2 separate regions of the Homo sapiens genome follow, and region 1 is linked to region 2. A link is a contact called in ENCODE Hi-C or POLR2A ChIA-PET data. All regions are on one chromosome and are shown on one strand. The core of a region is the stretch at or near the end of the contact, and the rest is flanking DNA. Distances in the headings are between cores, read along the strand shown. Region 1 overlaps LOC105375070 (a long non-coding RNA gene). Region 2 has its middle 48 kb from the start of LINC03040.

Region 1 (5,333 bases), core at 2,308-4,807, 140 kb after region 2:
ACAAATGATACAATGAAGAGGTGCATAGGGCAAGGTATGTGGGGAGGGTCACGGAGCTTCCATGCCCTCCCTGGGCTGGCCACACTCCAGGAACCCCGTGTTCAGCTATCCGGAAGTTCTCCGAATGCTGTCCTTTTGGAGTTTTATGGAGGCTTCATTACGTAGGCATGACTGACAACTCCGTAGAAATATGATTGGACAAAAAGAGTATGATCTCACACTAACATACAGAGTAGGAACCCAGCAGGGCCTGTCTGTTTGGATTCTTCTTGGCCTCTCTGTGCAGCATTCTTTCCTCCAGAGGATGGGGCAGGACCCTCTCTGGAATAAGGGTCTTTTGACCTACAATCAGATTAGAGTCTTGCCTTGGGCAGGTAAAAGGAGGACAGGAGAAATTTAGAGAGCAAGATTCTGTAAGCACCCCAACATTATGACAACCATGTTATGACAACCATGTATCAAAGGCTATGTCTGTATCAAGATTGTATCAAAAGCTATGGGAATTATGAGCCAGGAACCATGGACAAAACCCTACACACACACACACACACACACACACAATCGTAATATCACAGGCCATTCCCTTGTTTTCAAACATGAATCCTTCACATCAAAAGAATGTACAACTCAAAACATACTGCCACATCTGCTCAGTTCTGGGAATTACTTTTAGTTTAAAAAAAAGAAACATACTGCCACATTGCGAGAATCCCATTCAGTCATTAGTAATTAGTCCAGTCAATCATTGTAAGGTACGAATATGTCTCCCAGGGGAGGCCACTCAGGCTTGTAGGCTTCCTTTCAATCTTGTCAGGTTCCAAAAGCATGAATGGTCTCAGCAAACATCGTTTTCACCTTTTGGGCATCTGTTATAATTGAGCTAAGCAATAATGTCGTCACTTGCTCTGAGTCTCTTTGAAGGTGTTAATGTAATGTTGGACTTCCCTCCATTTATAACCCATTTGTTCATTCCTTTACCCTCAGCTACTGTTTCTCCTTCTCTCCATTAATACCCAAACTTTTTCACCTTTGGAAGGGACATTAGAATCGCCACTGTGCTAGTCTAGTTTGCAGGCAGCAATACAAGCTTAGCAAGTACTTCCTCCTCAGTTCGCTCCCATTCAGATAGGGTAAAGTTACATAGGTGCAGAACTGGTGAGCTATTTTTACCACCAGGCAATATAGCTGCATTCACTCTTAGCCCCACTTTTGCTAGGTGGGGTAAAGGCACAACCCTCCCCCATTAGGCACTTAAGAATTCTGATGTAAGGTTTAAAAGCATAGTGACAGTGTCTTGCTTAGAAATCATCCCTGCTTCCAGCACTTTTGGTTGCAGCCCTGGTCCTAGAACCACTGCATCAGGCAGGGGAAAAAAATTTTTAAGGTGATTTGGGGAAGAAAAAATATATATAGTCGTTATACCAGTGTACTCCTCCCTTGGCAAGAATTGCATCGTCATACCAGCATCCTCCCTGCCCCATCTTCCCCAGATCAACCAGAAAAACAGAGAAAAACCCAGTGGGGACGCCTCTTCAGTCCCACTCATGTTGAGGTGAGCACGCACTTGTGAAGGCATGTAAGCCAGCCCTGCGTGCTTTCATCTCGACTTTGTCTTAGAAAACCAATTTTTATTTTTATTTCATTTATTTATTTTTGAGACAAAGTCTCACTCTGTCACCCAGGCTGGAGTGCAGTGGTGCAATCTCGGCCCACTGCAATCTCCGCCTCCTGAGTTCAAGCATTCTCCTGCCTCCTGCCTCAGCCCCTGGAGTAGCTGGGATTATAGGTGTGTGCCACTATGCCCAGCTAATTTTTTTATTTTTTGTATTTTTGTATTTTTTGTAGAGACGGTGTTTCGCCATGTTGGTCAGGCTGGTCTCGAGCTCCTGACCTAAGTGATCCACCCGCATCAGCCTCCCAAAGTGCTGGAATTACAGGTGTGAGCCACTGCTCCCGGCCAGCAACTGATGTTTTAATTGCCCATTCCACTTCTCTATCAAACTCTTACTCTGAGGAGGATAGCTATCTGCTCATTGCTGGATATTATGGGCTGTACACTGTGTTCCTTGGTCTGAAAAAAGGATGGTTGGCCATCCAAATCCATGCGATATTTTCTGTTCTGGTTTTTTTTTTTTTTTTTTATGGCACTCTAAAAATTTTCATCTTCCACCAGGTAAGCAAAGTCCACTCCAGAGCCAGTGTCTATTTCTGTCAAGACCCACTTGTAGCCCCTCAGGGTACCACTCACTTGCCAGCTTTCTTTAGGGCCTTCCCACCAGGGAAATGGCCACATAGCCATTGGCAGTCTCTGGCTCTCTTGCTGACAAACAGAACAGTCTTATTAGCAGTTTGTGCCGGAGAGGGTACAAAAGGAACATGTCTAGATCCAGCCCTTCTCTGCACCCCCATCTCTGCTCATTTCAAGGACCCAGGTGAACACCTCAAAGAAACAGAGATATCTGCTTGTCAATTCCAGTCACCTTGCAAACATGGAGAGGGGCTTTCTTAGTGGGCGTTGACATGTTCTACTTTAAGGCACCCCTCAGATTTCCACAGGGCCATGCCCCGTAAGGGCATTTCTTCAATAAGCCAGGTTTCTATTGCCCTTCTGCCTAACCATCTGGCCAGGCCATTGGCCAATGCCCATGAGTCGGTAAAAACCCAACCACAGGGGCTTCTGGCATCGTTCAATTCTTCCATCGCTGTTAGGAAAGCAGCATGTGATTCAGCCCACCAAGCTGATTAGTTTTTACCTTCTTGGATCATAGTAGCAGCCTTCCAAACAGGAGGTTGTCCATTTACCTTGGAACTGCCATCCACAAACCAAGCAGCTATTTGCTGGTCAGTTGAGAGCACTGTAGGATCCACAGCTCCTCACACAGTTCCACAGTCAGTCCTAGGGTGTAATGAGGCTCCCTGCTCATATCTCCTCCTTACATTCCTCAGGTTGCATGATTCTGTATAAGCCATTTCCATTTTATTATGGAACCCTCCTGGGCACTGCTGTCCTCATTAGAGTGTTTTTCTGACATCACCCGGGACAGCATGGATGTTTCAGGTGTCAAGATCATTTTATGTCCTTCAGACATGGGGTACCAAGGATACAATGAACAGATGCGTAAGACAAGGTATGCAGGAAGGACGTGGAGCTTCCATGCCCTCCCTGGGCGCACCGCCCTCCAGGAACGGCCATGTTTCCAGCTATCCAGAAGCTTCCCACTTTTCTAATGCTCACTAACTACTCCTTCCATAATCCACAAGGATCCTTGCCCAGGACTCTTTTTAAAACTCAGAACCACGTTTTTCCCTTCTCAAGGCCCCCGTGCTCTTGGCTTTCTCAGGTGGGACAAAGTGGCCCCAGCAGTCTGGTTCACAAGCTTCCTTTGTGCCCCAAGTGTTGTTTTATGGGGAGAGGCCCTTTGAACACCCCAGCAGCAGTGGAGAGGGGAGGGCCCATCCCACCTCCAGGGCTCCCTGGGCCTCTGTGTCATCTACTGCTGCCCTCTGGGTTTGCAGGCTGCTCTCCTGCCAGGGGGCAGCAAGGAGCCCTACTCTTCGTACACTCCCCACCCGTGCTGTGTCATCAGGCCCAACTGCAGCCTCTGGATCCCTTGATCTTGACTGGCTATGATCACAGCTAAACAAGCCTGGGTTGCCCCTAGCATCTTTCACAAACCTCTACCTATTTTTATCTTCCAGAAACTCTCTTTACAGGCCCGTAGTCCTGTCTCACATCTGTCCTTCCCTTCTCTGTTCAAGCCTCCTTAACACAGCAATTTGGCAAAGAGCTCTCCTGCCACACACTGATTTCTGTGGTCACCTCCCTTCTTCCTTCATTACTGGGACGCAGACTACCCTGTGTGGGATTGCACAGTGTCATGTACATTTTTGAGAGCTTCCCAGCCCTCTTGAGACAGCTATCCCACCCAGAGATTCGTGGCATGGAACCCTGCCTGTCTTTTTGCTGAAATATTGGCAGTCTGACTTTGGAAAGTCTGTTCCAGGCCCAAGTCTGTTCCAGGCCCTCCACAGCTCTCATCTGGATGGCTGCAAGAACCTCCTTGCTGGTCTCCCTGCTGCACTCTGAGCTTCTCACGGCCTCTCCCACCCACCCAATCTCTGTACCAGCATTGAGTAATATTTCTAAATTGCACAGCCAGCCCTGCCCCTGCACTGGCAGAAGCCAGGATAAATTGGTTAGACAAGGTTGACAGCATGACTTTCAAAGCCCACCGTGGCCTGGTTTCTTCCCCTCTCCACCTGCACCTCCTCTCTCTCTCTCTCTGTCTCTCTCTCTCCCCATCACTTAACTAAATATCTAATTGTGCTCACTTTCCTGGACATACTAGGTTATTTCACATGTCTATTTCTGCTTCTGCTCCTGCTGTCAATCTACCTAGGATGACGTTGCAACTGTTCTTGATACAGCTGCTCTAAAACTCACTCAGGAGCCACCTTTTCCAGGAACCCTTCCCTGAGCCCCCAAGTTAGGCCAACTCTGCTCCTCTGGTTTCTCTTTGCATCCTGAGCCTATCCTAGCTCTTACCACACAAGGCAGGCACTGCTCATCCTACCTAACAGTGATTCTGCTCCACCCTTTCTTCCTTGCCACCAGAACCTCACCTTTTCGGGTGACAATGTATCTAGGCCCAGAAGATGAGTCAAGCTTCATCTAAGACATCACCAGCATCCTGTTCCTATTTGCTAGTCCCTCAGTTTCCCAGCCTCCCTGAAGCATTTCCTCTCAGTTGTGCCCAATGATACATGAGAGGTCATTTTCAGAGGGGGTATCTGGGAAACACGTTTCTTCCCTGATAAAAATAGAGCCCCTTTCTCTCCTTGGCTTTTTTCTTTTCTGCCTTGAATATAATTATAGGAGTCACCATAGCAGCCATCTTGTGACCAGGAGGCAACAAGCATGGAGACAAAAATTAACACGTTGAAGATGGCAGAGCAGAAGGATAGAAAAAGGCTGAGTTTTGATAGCATCATTGATGTCATCCTTTCACCAAAGCTGGAACCCTCTGCCTCCAGACTTCCAGTGATGTGATATTGATCAATGTCTTTATTGCTCAAGCCACTGTCTGTTGGGTATTCTGTTGCTTGATACCAAATATATTCCCAACTGATGTGGGCTGTCATAAAAACAATCTTGGTATCTGCCTCCATGACTAGACTCCTTGAGGGCAGGAATGGTGTCTTATTTTTCTTAGTATTCCCAGAGCCTAACACAATGACTCAATAAATTATGGTTCGAAGGAATTAAACTGATGACTTCCCTTCCCTCTCGATTACAAATAACAGAACAGGTCCACTTTAAATTTTTTTTAATT
Region 2 (5,621 bases), core at 687-3,186:
TCAGTTTTGTTTTATTTTTAATTTTTGTTTTAATTTTTCAGCCTGGCTTCCTAGGAATTGCCCCTGGGTCAGCATAACTTAGTGTTCAGCCAGTGATTGGTCAGAGGTAGATTATGCTTAAATACCTTGATCTCATAAGGTTTCTACCCTCTGCCAATGGATCTGTATGTGGGTTGGGGAACATATTCAAACTTCAGGGGGTTCACAGGTCTCCCCTGAATTTAACTCTCTGTATGCTCAGCCAGGGATGAGTAGATAGCCAAGCTCTTTCAGTCTCCCCCAGTGTGCATACAACCTTCCACATCGTCAGGGGTAGGTGGGAGCTCATCAAGGCTCACTATGGCTTTCGTGCTCCTGGATGTCCCTGTTAGATGTCTTGCTGTTTTGATGATTTTTCTTGCCACAACTAGTATTACACTTCAGCCTACCTGCAATGTTGGCCTTAACATACATAATTTTTAAATAAAGAAATATACCTATACTGAGATGCACAATGATATATTCACTGACAAAAGTGCACAAGGGAACAAATTTGGCAACTGTGGTCTAGTTTTTGGTGTCTCTGACTGGTCTTCCCCAGGCTGGAAGCTATAATAGAATGCTGAGCTCTGGACCTGGCACTCCTTGGGTGGGGTCTAGGGGGGCACTTAGACAGGCTTTTGCAGAAGCCATCTCGGGGACAAATGGTGGTCATCCAAGGTAGTTGAACTTGCTTCCCTGGGACAGCCAGCACTGCTCATCTGGGCAGGGACTCTGCCCCTAGGGATGCAGGCCTGGCAGTTCCATCAGCAGGCTCGGGGTGGGAAGCCAGTTGCCCTCTACACTGGCTTCAAGTCACTAGAAGCCTGCCAGACACTCAGAAGGAAGGTCTCGCAGAGCCAAGAGAATGATCAGTTTCCTCAGGGCAGGGCTGCCGGGGAGGGTCACCCAGTAAGAAGCTGGCTCCTGATCCAGAAGCCCAGGCTGCAGAGGGCTGGGGCCTGTGTTCTCCTCCACCCCCTGAGCACTCACTTAGAAGACAAGGAGTCAGAGAGCAGCCCCATCCCCTTGGGCACTGCCCCTCTCCTTGGAGCGGGCACATAGAGAGGCCTGTGCCCGTGAGCTGAAGGTCAGTGTGCTCGGCAGGCACTGTGGGGTGGGGGAGGGTGGAGGGCAGAGGGGAGAGCTGGGCTGACAGTCACGTACGCTGATGTCACTGGTCACTCCGCCTCCCTGAGGTATCGCTTTCCTCATGGCCAAGCCTGCAGCTGAGTTCAGGGGGGCAGTCACGTCCCATCCCTGGCACAGCTCTTTAGGCCACTCACTGCACTGCCTCCAGGGCTGCTGAGGTCAGGGTGGCACTTACCAGCACTACCCAGTGTCAGCTCTGCTCTGACAGCAGGGTGGAGGAGCCTAGGGAGTGGGGAGAGTGGCGGGGACAGGTGTCTGGGGGCTGGGAGTGGCCAGGCTGCTGAGAAAGTGCCCCAGGATGCCTTGGGGGCTGGCCCAGCCTGGGGGGCTAAGCTGGGCTTCTATCACAGGTGAGCAGAGGGACAAACCAGGAGCTCCCAGTCTGAAGGAGAAAGACAGAACCCTTGCCCTCAGGGAGTTTCCAGTCTGATGGGAGAGTCAGCCCCTGCTTATAGGGAGCTCCCTGCCCCATGAGGAGACCCAGCCCCTGTCTGCAGATGCAGCCGTTGTGTCTGGGCTGAGTGTGGTAGTGGCGGTGGTCAAAGCTCCTTCCTATTCTCTTCCCCATGTAAGGTTCCCAGGTCACCCAGATTAGGTCCTCTGGAAGATCCTGTCCCTTGACACGTTGAGGACCTGGCAGGTGCCCTGCATGTGACTGCCCCGCATGCAATGTGGGGGGGCTGCCAGAGCCCAAGTGCAGACAGACGGAGGCGTCCCTGTGTCTGAGCTCGTCCTTGGGGCTGGGTCCAGCAGAGGGAGCTGCCAGCCAGCAGGAGCTGAGTCAAGCTGTCCCTGACCCCTGAGATGGCCTTGAGAAACTCCCACCGCTCACCCAGGGTAGGGGATTCACCCCATGATGGGAGCTAAAGGGCCTAGATTTTTCCCATGGTTGGAACTGAAGTGCCTAACAGCATATATGGGAGCCCAGGCTGCTTCAGCCCACCCCATCAACCCGTGCTGTCCCCATGGAGACCGCTCTGCAGAATCACAAGTTCTTAATTCTTCCAACTGAGCCTATGGAGTCCTTCTCACCATCCCCGGGGTAGACAGTAATGCAAGGAATCAGACCTAGGTGTGAGTTCTCCTCCCTCCCTTACTAGCTCTGTGACTCTAGGCAAGTTAAGTAACCTCTCTGGGTCTTGGTTTCTTCCTCTGCTGCTTCATGGGCTGCTGTAAAGGGGAAGTGCATGAAATTTGCCAGGCACATAGTAGGTGCCCAGTTAAGGTAACTTCCCTTTCCTAACAGACACATCAAGCTGCATCCAGAATGAGGTGGCACTAAGGGAACAAGGGGCATGACCCTTGGCTCTTCCCTCGGCACCCTGCCTTGCAGCCCTTCCACTCATGTGCCCATGGCTGTAGGTCAGGTCACCCCCCAGCAAGACTTACTGGCCACTTGCCACCCCCATGGAGACCATGCTGCAGTCTCCTTGGGGTTTGTAGATTCTGAATATTGCCTCCCTTTCCTATTCAGCATATTTACTGAAAACTTTCTATGTGCCAGACCCTGTTCTAGGCACTAGAACGGCAGTGAGCAAAATTGACAAAAGTCCCTGACTTCATGGAGCTGGCATTCAAGTGCAGGGTGACAAACATTAAACACAATTTTAGAGGGTGGTAGGTGCACTGGAGAAAGATAAAGGGAAAGGGGACAGGAGTGAAGGGTGTAGGGTGTGATGCAATTTTAAATGGGGAGGTCAAGGAAGGCCACCCTGAGAGGATAACATTTGAGTAAAGACTTGAAACTGGGAGCCATGTGCATGACTGGAGGAGAACATGCCCTGTAGGGGGAGCAGCACATGCAAAGGCCCCGGGGTGGAAACAGAGCTGTTTATTGGAGGAATAGCAAGGAGACCAGTGTGGAATGAATGAGGGAGAGTAGTGGGAGGTGAGATCAGAGAAGTAGGAGGGACTAGATTTTGTAGGGGCTGGTGGTAGGCCATTGTCAGAACTTTGGCAATGTCCACAAATGTGGACACAGAGAAGGAACAGGAAACTTCCATTTTCCTGATGGATAATGGGACAGTATGGAAATGCCACCTGTTTAATAAAGATGAGCCCAGAACTCCCAAAATTGGCACTGGAAGTACCTTCCTGACTAAGAGCGGCAGCTTGGTGCCTGGATCTGCCCCATGGGGGTCTCTCGCCAGATTCTGATGCCATCTCACAGTGGTCTTGTGGGGAGAGGTATGAGCCTGTTCAAGGGAGTGTCCACCACAGCCTGAGGGCAGGCGTGTGTCTTGTTGATCCTACATCTTACAGGCACTGAAAGAAGGAAGGAGTGAATGAATGAATGATGGACACAGGTGCTGTCCTTTAATTCTTTTTAGCACCAGGGACCAGGCTGGAGTATTTAAAAAGCCAAAGGCAGTAAACTCAGAGAGATAAGGCCTTTGAGGTGGTGTGGCTGACAATGCATTGCCTAAGCCTGCTCTTTTTCCACTTGGAGGCCCCCTACAGGGTGCCTCTGCTGGCTTCTGGGTGGCATCTCTGTGGCCAAAGCCCCATGACACTCACTCCTGCAACACAGACTCATCTCAGACACCCAGCACCTTCAGAGGCTGAGCTGGGAGTCAGGATTCCCACCTCCTGAAATCCAGCATCTTGTCTGAGGCCTTCTCTTTCTTCCCTGAGCCCCACCAGAAGGAGCCGCCTCTTTGTGGGGAGTTCCCCCATACCCCCACCCCACACACAAAGTCCGGCCTCATGGCCCTCACCCAAATGACCCTAATCTCAGTTGGCATCAGACAAGAGCTGCCTCAGGCAGGGGTGGGGAGTGGCCTAGAGTAGAGGAATATTACTAATGACACCACCACAGTAGCGGCAACTCACACTCACAAACACTGCCCTTGTGTCAGACTGTCCTAACCACGCCATCCGCATGATCTCATTTAGCCCTGAGAGGCCTCCATGAGCTGCCTGAGGGAATGGGGGCCCCAAGAGATCAAGGGACTTGTCTCTGAGGGGCACTTCCAGGTGCTCTACCCTGGGTGGGGGTGAAAGCTCTGGCAGGGCCCTGGCCCAGAACTGATTCTTCCAGCTGCTGCTAGGCCGCCCTGCAGCAGCCAGGCAGAGGGGTTCATCCCAGGGCACCCCTATCTCCTGTGCGACCCAAGCTAAGTATGTCAAACTCCAGCCCCATCCTTCAGAGCAGGACCCTGAGCAGCCCCCTCCTGTCTCTGGCTGCACTGCAAGGACAGCAGAGTTGGCTGCCAGGGCTCGGGCCGCCCCCAGGGTGTGCTGCTGCTCCTCTGGACTGCCAAGGCTGCCTGCCTGCTCACCCTTCACCTCTGGGCCAGCTGGGCCCGCCAGGGAGAGGTGCTGTAAGCAGGGACAAGCCCAACTTCCCTCTCAGGCTGAGAATGTGTCTCCTGCCTGCAGAGAACAGATGTGGGGACCCACATGTACAGAGGAAGACTTGGAGACTTCCAGAGCCCATGCCTCCTGCCCTGGGAGAGGTTGCTGGAGAGCTGGGCCCTGCTTGCTATGAACCCTGACCATTCCAGGCTTTACTTGCCCTTCCCAGGCTAGCACAGCTGCTGCCCTGCCTGCCCAGCTCATGGCAGGTAAGACCACATGTTGCAGGAAAACTGCAAACTGCAAACAGGGGCTTCTCCCAATTCACCCCCTGCATTCTCCTCTCCCTCTGCATCTGCATGCCCATGCCACCCCTTCCCTTCAAGGGCCTGTCCTGGAACCCAACAGCTGGATGATGCCCACTTCCTTCTGAACGTGGAATGCCGGGAACCATACCTCTCACATGGCCACAGCTCGCCTTCCTCTTGATTTCTAGTCATTCATGCACAGGTTGGACTGCTAAACATGGAGACAAGCCTGGGGGGACAAGACTGATGAGATATGAGTCCACTCAGCAACAGGGCTTGATATAGAGCCCTGTTCTTCCTACTGCCTCTTCTTTCTAGAAAACAGTGAGATAGAAGTAGGTGAGGAGTAAGGGAGTGAGACCGGGGCTGAGGGCTTGGGGAACAATAGAAAGAACCTGGGCTGGGAGAACACAGACCTGGGGTTGTGCCCTGGCTCTCCCTAACTGCTCCTACCCCCATGCCCCTCCCGTTTAAACATTTGAGAAAAGAAGTGATGCCTCTAGGGTCTCAGGCTTAGTCTACCCATCAGACAAAGGCTCCACTCATCTCAGAACCCAGAGCTGGCAGGATGGGAGCCAGAGACCTGATGGAGGTCATGAAACTGGCAGAGAGAAAACTCGCAGAAGTGGCCCACCCTGTGGCCTGGGCGCGTGCAGCTGCCTGATTCACAGCCCCTCCTGGCAAAGCCTTCATGAAGCCTTCGTGCGTCTTCTCCAGAGCTGGGTTGGAGGCTGCTTTGCGATCCCAGAACCTAATGGAGGGTCTGGCCTAGAACATGCCCATAATACTTGATTGTTGAACAAACGAGGCGGAGTTGAATGGGGTCCTTGCCCACACCCACATCAG

Evidence for each region. A loop is a pair of places that touch in the nucleus more often than their neighbours do. ChIA-PET counts read pairs that join two places held with the same protein, here RNA polymerase II (POLR2A). Pooled maps may share reads with other maps.
Region 1: a loop to region 2 is called in a map of HepG2, with 11 times the contacts of the local background. The contact joins two enhancer-like sites. A Hi-C loop is called at or near these places in 1 of 168 maps with a recorded cell type or tissue (HepG2) and 2 of 50 pooled maps. POLR2A ChIA-PET finds 5 or more read pairs at or near these places in 5 of 52 experiments (SK-N-SH, WTC11, activated T-cell and 1 more).

Annotation. Positions count from the first base shown.
Region 1 is chr6:43,815,580-43,820,912 of GRCh38, reverse strand. All of the region lies in intron 1 of LOC105375070 (a long non-coding RNA gene), which reads right to left. Among named protein-coding and RNA genes, the nearest start is that of LINC02537, 34 kb to the left of the region's middle. RefSeq lists enhancers at 3,580-3,639, 3,760-3,809. Within about 2 kb of position 3,557, at least 2 of the 41 ENCODE cell types and tissues checked have a DNase peak (open chromatin) inside an H3K27ac peak, as active enhancers do.
Region 2 is chr6:43,950,231-43,955,851 of GRCh38, reverse strand. No RefSeq gene overlaps it. Among named protein-coding and RNA genes, the nearest start is that of LINC03040, 48 kb to the left of the region's middle. RefSeq lists an enhancer at 4,205-5,190. Within about 2 kb of position 1,936, at least 7 of the 41 ENCODE cell types and tissues checked have a DNase peak (open chromatin) inside an H3K27ac peak, as active enhancers do.